3 separate regions of the Homo sapiens genome follow, and all the other regions are linked to region 2. The links are chromatin contacts, found by Hi-C or POLR2A ChIA-PET in ENCODE. All regions are on one chromosome and are shown on one strand. Each heading gives the region's core, a stretch centred on a gene start or an enhancer-like site at or near the end of the contact. The rest is flanking DNA. Distances are from core to core; before and after follow the strand shown. Region 1 has its middle 99 kb from the start of LINC02659. Region 2 overlaps LOC124902544 (a long non-coding RNA gene). Region 3 overlaps LINC00841 (long intergenic non-protein coding RNA 841).

Region 1 (3,657 bases), core at 27-2,526, 290 kb before region 2:
GGTATGCAAACAGAGGGGTGGTCCTATGTGAGCTGGAAATAATGTTCTTGGCTGCCGCTTCCTTCTCTTTCTATTTTAGTCCTCAGGGACATGGCTTTTTTGCTTCTTTGAGATTTGGGAGTCTTGAGGTTTTATTGCAAAAAAAAAAAAAAAAGAATTCTGTGTGGTTTTAGAAGGCAAGTCACTTTTGAGTAATTTAAACCCTCATTTATCTAAACACGGAGGCTGAGGACCTCTTAGCGAACTGGGTCCCATGTTATAAAACTTTTGGCAAAGATTTGTCATCTATCCTGTGCTCTGCCCACACTCTTACCTAGCAAGTCCCGTCGTCATCTTTCCAAGCCAGTTTGGTCCTGCTGGTTTCTCTTCTTAGGTGTGCATTTTGTGCATGTATGTGCAGATGCCTGTGCACATGAGCGTGTGCTATACAGGAGGTCATGTTACAGAGAGCAGAGGCTGCGGCTGTTTACCAAGCCCTGCAGCCAGTGAGGTTCAGGGATAATTAAGAGAAATCTCCCTTGGCAGAAATGTGCCTGCTTGGGTCTGCTTCTCATTTTGGACAATTGGAAAAGGCAATCACTCAAGTTTTATTGATGCCAAAGAGTTTTTCACAGTCATCAATATGGGTTACAAAAATGAAGTTGTTGACATCTTATTTCTGGGGTTTTTTCTTTCAGATAATTGTAAGCCCTCAAGCATCATATATTCTGAAATAAGGCAGTTCCACCCCAGAACATAGCATTTTCAATGCACTACATGCAATTGATCTTACGGACATTCTGCCAAATTCCTGACCAATCATATCCATCTGTATCTATCAAGCGCATTCAGAGTTCTCTCGCTGCTGTAAGACAGAGGAAGAGTAAAATCTAAGAGTAAAGTCAGAGTAAAATCTGACCTTGATTTTACTCCAAGAGGTGTGAGATAAGATTTAAATTCTACATGACTGCTTTTAGCTATTTCTTAACATGATGTATATTTTGGGTATTAATTCCTAGGGTGTTGTAGAGTTTAGCTTGCTCCCTTAAGCTCCCTGTTAGTTAGGTCTTCTGGACTGCTTTGTTTTTACTCTTGGACCAACCTGGGCTGAGGCTCTACTTGGGAGCTCAGTTCAGCAGCTGTGAGCCCTGATTATCAGCTCTCTAGGTCCTAGGAACTCATTCGAATATCTGCTAGGTTTCCCAGCTTCCACGGGCTGGAAGAGGACATCTTTCCTCCCCATTTGCAGAGAGACAGCAGCCCAGGACTGAGCTCTTGGCAGCAGCCCTCTGTCCCTGTCATAGAAGGCCAGGCTCTGTGCCCAGATGATCATGATGGGGCATAAGGCTGGCTTAGCCAGTCAGGGGCTGCCCTCTGTGAGCTCAGAGGAGACTTGGGCAGGCCTTGGTGCCTGCCCCTCATGGCATGAGGAGCCATGCTGATCTCATGAAGGAGGAGCCATTTCCCCCAGGTCAGCTCCCTGAGGGCTCAGACCTGAAACCAGGTGCACAGGAAGCTGAGTCACTAGGGGCCAACACAGTTGCTCTCAGCCCTGGGGAACGCAGGGGAGCTCATTACAGCTGGCAGAAGTCCTCACCATAAAAGCAGAGGTATTTACTAGCCCAGGAAGGAAATGGAGTGACCCATATGTAGTATTACCATGGAGGAACTCTATGAAAGTCACAGTTTTAGCCATCTTTTGTTTAAGATTAAAGAGCTAAGTAGAATAATGGAATAAGTTGAAGGTATTTGTCAGGCCACCGGGATGATGTCATTTGCTTTCTGTCATTTCTAAAACTGGAGCCAATTTCAGAAACTGAAGCCACCCCTTGCCAAATTATCCTCCTCTATTCTAGAGGGTAAATACTATTCTAGACTGCTCTTACCAATCTCCACTGAAATCCATGTACACATCTATAGTTCCTTTTTGTGGAAAAGAAGTCAAAGTTTAAATAAGTTTCCCAATGCCACAAAAGAGTTAAACAATCTGGACATTTTTCTCAGACCACCTCCTCTATCATCCATCTAAAAATGTGCTTCTCCCTCCAGATATGTGCAATGCTGCAATCAGTTGCCATGGAGACCACACTCTGGCCCTGTACCCTCAACAGCATGGTTAAATAAGTGGTAATGTCAGACCTCTCAAAGCATCTTGGCGGCCCCAATCCAGGTCCCAGAGCTCCAGCCAGCACAGGCCTGGCCAGCGTGGGCACCGGGCTGGGAGCTTGTGGGAGCCTGGGTGGTCTGGTGCATCCCTGGCCAATGTTTAAATGCTGACTTCACGTGTGGGGTTGCCCTGGTGGGTTGCGGTAGAGACACTCCTCCCATGAACTGCTGATAAGAATGAACATTGTAAAAGAAACAATTTGTAACTGGCTATGGCAAACTCTTCTTTGCCATGGGTCTGGATTCATGAAATACAACATGACCCCAACAGAGCTTTAATGTGTTCAGGAGCTGGTTGTTCTTTACCTTCCTCTTGCCCCTCTAATGAGTGATTACCTGCATGCCCATACCCGCTGATGCCCAATGTACACACAGCTAGAAGTATAAATGAGTGCGTTGACCACCGAAGGTCAAAAAATATATATATATTTTTACATGATATTGCTATAAATGACAGGACTGTGGGTCTGAGCCTGCTGGAAAGCAGCTGACTTTAGGTATTCTGTCAGTGGCCTGTTGGGAAAGCCCTGCCCAGCTGGGTAGCTCCATATGGCACCATATTGACCAGTTGCAGTGTCTTTCTTCTGGATTTTGAAAATGAGACACACACAGGGATGTCAACATTGGGCCAGGGTGAGCCAGATGACTCACAGAGAGGGTCTGTGAGAAGACGCCTTTGGATAGCAGGGCGTGTGTGGGCTCAGGGGCATTTGATTGGCAGCAATCAAACGGGGATGCAGAGATGAGAAAAGTCAGATCTCCATGTGGGGTACAGGGCAGAGTGCAGAGCACACTTGCCCAGGATGGGGTGAAAGATGCCTCCTTGCAGTTGGCCTGAATTTTAGATATTTTTCATTGGTGGATGCTTTTCCCTCTCATCTTGACTTCTCTCTTAGGATGAAACCCAAAGCTGTCCTCACTTTTCCTGCCAGACAGATTTCCTTAAGTGAGCCATGTGTTGGTAATGAAATCCTGAACCCACGCGGGGTTAGACAGAACCAGCAGTGCTTGATGATCTATCAGATGTGGGTGAAGACAGAACAGAGCAAGGTATGACATGGTGCCCAGCCTCTGCTTGGCCACAGCCATGGAGGACCGGGCGAGAGAGTGCAGAGAGCGAGGTGGTGCTAATGTGCCCTGAAAAACAGTTTCTGACCTGCGTGATGATAAAATGAATCTGAAGTGCCTTTCAAAATTGTTTATTCTTCCTCCCTTTGCTGCTGTTTCTCCTCCCCTTTCCTCCTCTGCTTCTCCTCTGCAGGGCAGCACATCCATTGAATGTCTTATCAGCTTCCCTGGTGTTTTCAGGGCAAACAGGCCCCCTGATCCATCTCTTGAAGGAAAATCTTTGTTATGACATTTCTAGCTCAGAGCAAGGCATGCTCGATATAATTAATTGGCAATTCCTTGGGATGGAAAAGTTCTGCCAAAAATGTTCTGAGTTCAGGGTGAGCATGTAAATCCTTTCTGAGCTCTGATCTGCAAGCTTGGGGGCAGGAGATCACAGAAATT
Region 2 (3,137 bases), core at 84-2,583:
ACCACCCTTTGAACCTTTTCCCAGAGGAGCCTTGGCACCTGGGAGAGACTTCCTAAAGCATTCTTCATAACAATCTAATGATAGGGACCACACCATCTCTTAGAGATGTGTGCGTTCAGGGTAAAATCTCTCAGGGGATGGCAAAATGTGTTGTTAATCCATCCTCAAAGATGTTTTTCTGTGCCATGCTACACACCTGGGCATTAAAATTACTCACTGAAATGTTCTGGCCACAGGCTTTGCTAATATTGCTGGGTTTTGTTAAAGTCGTTTATCTCTCCTGGAGACATGAATGAGGTCCACCAACTCTGGAGTGGCCACGGGCAGCATCTCTCCTGCAGAGAGGCTGGGATGTTGAGAGGCTATTTTGCAGCCCGGTCTGCATCCCTGCACCCCACTTCCTCCCCGGCAGCTGATGTGCATGTGCCTGACCTGACCCCTAGCTACAAGAAAGGAGTCCAGGGTCCTGCAACTTTCTGGGGTTCCTTGGAGATTCCTGGTGTTGGGTAAAATGAGGGCATTCAGCCCTGCCAGAAGTGAAGAGAGTAAGTGAGGTGGAGACAAGGATGGGCCTGAATGAACACGTCCAGAAGCAGAGTTCTCCAGCCTTCCCACGGTGTTTCCATGGTGCCTGGTATAACAGAAAGCATGGCATTTTAACTGGATGCTGTGAGTCTTGTGTTTGTATCATTCCCCAAGAGACCCTGAGTTTCTTGATGGCAAGGGCCATTAAGGCCCAGCACAGTAGTTTCCTCATCTTTTGAGCTCAAAAAGATGTCCATTGAATGAATGAATACATGCACAACAACATAAAGAAATAAATGGAGGTACTTTTAGATGTAGGCATCACAATGCAAATCAATTATGATTGTTCATATTATTACTACAGCTTACCTCACCAGATAGTCATCTGGCTACTTTTTGCTTGAGCAGAAGATGCCTAATTGCTGGAAACTAAATGACTCAGCATCTCACCAGCCTTAGTGACAGACATGCCCTCAGGCTGCAGCCTTGGCTCTGCTCCCTGGAATTAGATGTGGTCAATGGTTCTGATTCACAGAAGCTGGTTTACCGACTTGTCTGTCTTTCTTGATTTGAGATGTAGCTGACCTCACTGCCCGTCATCACTGGAGTTAAAATCCCTGTGGCCATGGTCTGATCAGTCATGATGGTCATGATGATGCTGGGAATTTGAGTGTGTGGGATCATTTGCATTCTATCATAGAGAAAGCACAGCTGATCGCCACATGACTCACAGCACCTGCTTCTCGCTTCCCTGGACCTAATTAATCTCCTTGTGTCAGAAATTTGTTGGCCCTGAGCCGACTCCAGGGGATGATGGTGCCAGCTCAGCACACCAGGCAGGGCCAGGAGCCAGGAGCCAGCACAGGGTATGCAAGGCCTAGACAGCAAAAGGAGAGAAAGGAGCAGAAAGCTGGGAATGTTCCTAGGCTCTAGGACAGACTAGCAAGTGTCAAAGGATGATTCTTGAGAAAAGAACCATCCCAAGATTTTTTGACAGCTCCAATAAGGAAATAATAAGGTCTGTGCTGAAGGAGGCCATGACAATGGCCTCCTTGATATCTAAGGCAGGATTTCAGGAAAACCTTTGGGGACAGTGAGAAGTAGGGGACACGTTGCTACAGAGGTGCCCAGGGCTCTTGTCTGAAGGCACCATGGACTCTTCTGGATCAGAGCACTCAATGTGTCCATAATGTAGTCATTCAAAAAGTCCTTTTAATACAGCACACAGCAGGACAAGTTATTCGTTGTATGACACATGGCTGCTTGGCATTATTCCAGCTTTCTGTATTACTGTCACCAAATAAATTAAAAATTAAGAAATAGAGATATTTTAGATAATCAAGTGTTATTTTCCCTGCCCCCATCCCCATCTCTTCATTTCTGGAAAAGCCACAGCCCAGGTGCCTCTGTGCTGGGAGGTGAGAGTATTTCTGAAGAGGTGGTAGAAGAGAACTAATGGGATTATCCGCCAGAGTGATCATTTGCAAAGAGTAGCTCATGGTTGCTGGAAAGGTTTCCACTGCCATCACCATTGACCACAGTTATTTGCTCTACTGTGGTGAAATGATTTTAATAAGTTATCTGAAATCGAGTATTATTAAGTTATGCCAGTCGAGGGGCTCTGCCCGGGTGGGCCTTAAAATGGCCCACTTACAGGAGATAGGAAGCTGCATCCCACCAGAATTATGATGTGACCTTAGGCACATTGTTAACCTCAAGTTGTTGAATCTCCTGAGTCTCGTTTCATCATGTGTGAAATGAGAAAACAAGGCAGTTGTCAGGGTTCGAGGAGCTAAGAGATGTAAATCCCTTAGCATGGTGTCTTGTCACATGTGGGGGTGCTCAGTCAGGTCAGCTGCTGTTGTCATCATTACTACCGCTGACATTAAACTGTTAGGCTTTGAACAAAGTAGCAATAGAAAGCATCATGTTCCTAGGTTAAAATTTCCCCTGTTAGGAAGATTAGAGCCAAAAAGAGAGATATCCCATCAAAGAAAAGCCCCAGGAACAGATTGAATCACTGCCGAATTCTACCAGACATTAAAGAATAAATACCGATCTTACTCAAACTCTTCAAAACAAATGGTGAGGAGGGAGTACTTCCAAGCTCATTCTAAGAGGCCAGCATTACTCTGATAACAACACTAGACACGGACACAACAACAACAACAACAAACTTCAGGCCTATATTACTAATGAATATAGATGCAAAAATCCTCAACAAAATCTTAGCTAGCCAAATTCAACAACACATTAAAAAGATCATTCATCATGACCAAATGGGACTCATCCCAGTGATGCAAAGATGGGGCAATGCAAATAAACATACACATGCAACATATGCAAACAAACAAACATAATACATCACATTCACAGAATCAAGAACAAAAACCATATGATTATTCCAACAGATGCTGAAAAAGCATTTGATAAAATTCAATGTCCCTTTATGATAAAAACCCTTATAAAAATGGGTAATCAAGGAACATACCTCAAACTAATAAAGGCCATATATGACAAAGCCACAGCTAACATAATACTGAAGGGGGAAAATTTGAAGGCCTTTCCTGTAAGAACTGAAATAAGACAAGGATGGCTATTTTCACCACTAT
Region 3 (3,395 bases), core at 841-3,340, 340 kb before region 2:
AGCCGAGGCTGCCTTCATAGAGGAGAACCATCCTAGAAGGCAGAGAACATGAGACTTATGAGCCCGTGACCTTCCCTGCCTGGCCAAGCTCCCTGCTGATCCAGGAGCAGCTTCGGTCCATGCCTGGAGTCCTGATGCAGGCCCTGCATCCTGGCAGCTCCTGGAGCTTCCAGCAGCTGAGCCTGGGGCTAGTGTTTTGGGGCCACAGTCTCTGTCCTGTTTGGTCCAGTCCCTCAGTGGTCGGTGGTCACAGGGACACCTACTTCCAGCCACTTTAAAAGATTTGGTCTCCACTGTGTCTGAGAAAGGCTCCTTCTACCCTGAGAGCTGTGTCCTGGAAGCCAGCCTGCACCAGGGCCCTCCTGGACACCTTTGTGCATTTACCCATCACTCCCTTTTGGCCACCTCTTGTCTTCTCAGCTCTGCCCTGAGCATATTTCCATCCCTAACGCCTCCAAACCTGTGACCCACCCCGCAACCACGTGCAGAGTTCCACACTGGAGCCCTGGGACCCGAGTCCTCTGTGCTTGGGCGTGAGGCCAAGCTTCACTTCCTCTGCCTGTGCACTCAGGGTTGCGTACCCTGAGTGCCCCAATAACTTCCAAGGGAAAAAAATTAAATCGAGCTCTAGAAATGACCACAGGTTGCATAGCGTTCATGACACATTTTCCCTGCAGGGTCCTATCTTGAAGGTGCTCCCAATATCATCAGGGTGACCGTGAGAAAATGGCCTGATCCTGGCTTCCTTTGTTGGCTCAAGTCTACCCACTCTTCTGTTCACCACCTTAGAAACTCTGCCCTCCTCAGAAACCCACGCTTCTGCTTCTGTCTTTCTGAATGTCCCTCTGTCCATCTCCAACAACATCCCCACATGTCCCAATTAATGAAACTGCCCTCCTCAGCGTTAGGCTATCACCTTTCCTTCTGTCAGAAACCGCCTCAGAATCTGAGTAACTCTTCCGGGCTCTGAACTCAAAGCTATCCCCAAATCACCACCAAACCTCCCTTTGTTCTAAGGAAGGAAACATTTCACCAGCCTGGTTTGAGTTACTGTGTGTACTTGGAAATATTTGAAATACTCAAAATACTCTTTCCTATAGAATTAAGTTGATTTAAACTGTCCTTGTCTTCAATTTGTCTGAATTGGTAAATTTATTGGATGGGAAAGTTAAAATCAATGACTATGTTTTACACATCCCCCACAACCAAGAAACCCAAATCTTGAAATAAAGTAAATGGTTACTTTATTCTATTTAAGTGTCCCCCAGACTTAAGGTAATCACATACTTGAGGCTTTTACATTTCTGTCTTATTTGTCAGTAATTCTAACCCAAGAGCCATTAAAAAAGTGGAACTTATTGTTTAGCTTGGAAGGGAAAGCTCCTCCTGTTCCGCAAATCACCGAGGCACCTCCCGTCCCGTCTACCGTGTCCCGAGCCTTTACAGCCAGGACCGGGAAAAGTCAGTTTCCTTTTTACATAAATAGGAAAGTCGTACCGCTGTGCATGTGACCCCAGAGACTGGCCTCTGCAGTGCACTCCAATCTGGTAAAAATGTCACTTCTCCCTCTCTCTAAGTTAAAGCATGTGGATGATCCGAACAACACAAGAATAAGCTAGAATGTGAAGCAGAGTCAATCTTATCAGTTAATAAAGTCAAGTTGTTGATTCAGAGAAGATTGGCCCTGAGAGGATTTCAGGAGCAGCAGTGTCATCAGAGCCGAGGCTTCATTTGTGGTTGTTACCACAAACTCTTGGCTGAACCCAGAGGTGGACAAGATTTGGGTATGTCTGCAGGGAAGGAAGCAGTGGTGGTGGAGAGGTATTTATGGGTTTTAAGATTTAAATAAAAGAAAAAACCACATTGTCATCTGAAAGAAGATAAATGGCAAATTGTTGAAGCGACAGGCCCCTAGGGACTAATTACTCTTCCGCAGTAATTCAGGAACTTCACCAGTGACTTACATTGACTTAACATGTCAAATGTCAGTTCTGTGTTATGAAATAAAAATACATGTTCTTTTAGTGTAAACAATACAGAAATGTTCTCAGATGTCCCAAGTTGTTAGTCATGTGGGACAGATTCAGTGCCCTATGATGCATGTCCACGGCTCTGTGCCTGAGGTTACAAAGTGTAACAGGGCAGCTTTATAGTTAAAATCCAAGTAGACACCTTGTTCATCTGGGGGCTGAGGAGCACCCACACCACCCCTCGGAGACATTCATGTTGCACCTTCAGAATGCAAGAGTGATCATGAATAAGTGTTCCTGACACTCCATTCTCCAATCTTCATTCTACTTTGGTTTTGGGGAGGTTGTTGCAGGACATTGATGGGGAGACCGCTGGCCAGCTGTGCCCCTGGTAGGGTTTCAGCCAGTAGCAGGGTGGCAAAGCTTACAGCACTGCGCTACATGGTGTGAGCTGCTTTGGTTTCTCATGGGGTATCACCACAGGTCAAATACAATGTGTCTGCAAACCAGGCCGAGAAGCTGGTGCACAGCTCACACGCTACACATGCTAACTCAATTGAAATAGGCTTTCAGCAACAGGTGCACACTAGTGCTTATTCTACACGAGGCTCCATGCAGGTCATAGAGGGCTAAGGTTCTGTGTTCCGTAGAGCAGGCCCTGTCTTGCTGCTTCTTCTCTGTGGCTTGGCTCAAGGTCTAACAGTTTACAGAAACCCAATCACTGTTGGTTGGCTTGAAGACAGGATCTCTGCCTACAAACTTTTCATAGTTTAGGAGAAAAATCCTATTAATCATCCAAGGTTCAACCAAGAAGAGAGGTCACTCTAAGTATTTATAACAGAGGACTCTCATTGCCCAGGTTATAGGAAGACTTTGAGGCCAGAGCACAGTGACATTGGAGGGAGCCGCAACCCTCCCTGGGTTGAAGGAACTAAGGAGGTAAGTAGTGCTATGGGGCCCAGGTACGAGGTTCACCCTTTGGAAGCTGGCGTCTTGGCTTCCCTGGCAGGAGCTGGACCCTCAGGGAAGTCTGCTGGAGATAGTGCTTAGGTGTGGGGAAAATGGTGATGGAGAAATACCCTGGCTTCCCCCTTCTTACCCCTCTTTTTAGCACCTCTCTCTGGGGTGAATCCCACCAGAAACCAATTGGCACATGAGCCAGGAATGACAGTCTAACAGGCTCAATCCTTCCTTCCCTGAAGCCCATCCCCATAATGCAGAGAGGGAAAGGGCTTGGACTGGCTCTGAGGGCAGACAGGTTCAGGATTGGCACATCTTCCATTGGACAGCATCCCACAGCCTAGGAATAAATTTCCTTTATGTATTTCATTCTCAAAATCCCCACAAAGACCCCGTGAATGGTGCATTTTTACCTCATTTTATGTATGAGAAATGTAAGACCCAGAAGCTTCTGATAAATGACTA

Evidence for each region. A loop is a pair of places that touch in the nucleus more often than their neighbours do. ChIA-PET counts read pairs that join two places held with the same protein, here RNA polymerase II (POLR2A). Pooled maps may share reads with other maps.
Region 1: a map of GM12878 shows a loop between it and region 2 (2.3-fold over the local background). The contact joins two enhancer-like sites. A Hi-C loop is called at or near these places in 2 of 168 maps with a recorded cell type or tissue (both GM12878), 7 of 37 single-sample maps with no recorded cell type and 4 of 50 pooled maps. POLR2A ChIA-PET finds 5 or more read pairs at or near these places in 1 of 52 experiments (GM12878).
Region 3: a map of aorta shows a loop between it and region 2 (4-fold over the local background). The contact joins two enhancer-like sites. A Hi-C loop is called at or near these places in 2 of 168 maps with a recorded cell type or tissue (aorta and ascending aorta) and 7 of 50 pooled maps.

The regions. Positions count from the first base shown.
Region 1 is chr10:44,009,668-44,013,324 of GRCh38, forward strand. No RefSeq gene overlaps it. Among named protein-coding and RNA genes, the nearest start is that of LINC02659, 99 kb to the left of the region's middle. RefSeq lists an enhancer at 1,150-1,229. Within about 2 kb of position 1,277, at least 5 of the 41 ENCODE cell types and tissues checked have a DNase peak (open chromatin) inside an H3K27ac peak, as active enhancers do.
Region 2 is chr10:44,300,203-44,303,339 of GRCh38, forward strand. The region is part of intron 1 of LOC124902544 (a long non-coding RNA gene); the gene reads right to left. Among named protein-coding and RNA genes, the nearest start is that of LINC02881, 9.0 kb to the left of the region's middle. RefSeq lists an enhancer at 508-1,707. Within about 2 kb of position 1,334, at least 2 of the 41 ENCODE cell types and tissues checked have a DNase peak (open chromatin) inside an H3K27ac peak, as active enhancers do.
Region 3 is chr10:43,963,806-43,967,200 of GRCh38, forward strand. The region is part of intron 4 of LINC00841 (long intergenic non-protein coding RNA 841); the gene reads left to right. Among named protein-coding and RNA genes, the nearest start is that of LINC02659, 53 kb to the left of the region's middle. Within about 2 kb of position 2,091, at least 7 of the 41 ENCODE cell types and tissues checked have a DNase peak (open chromatin) inside an H3K27ac peak, as active enhancers do.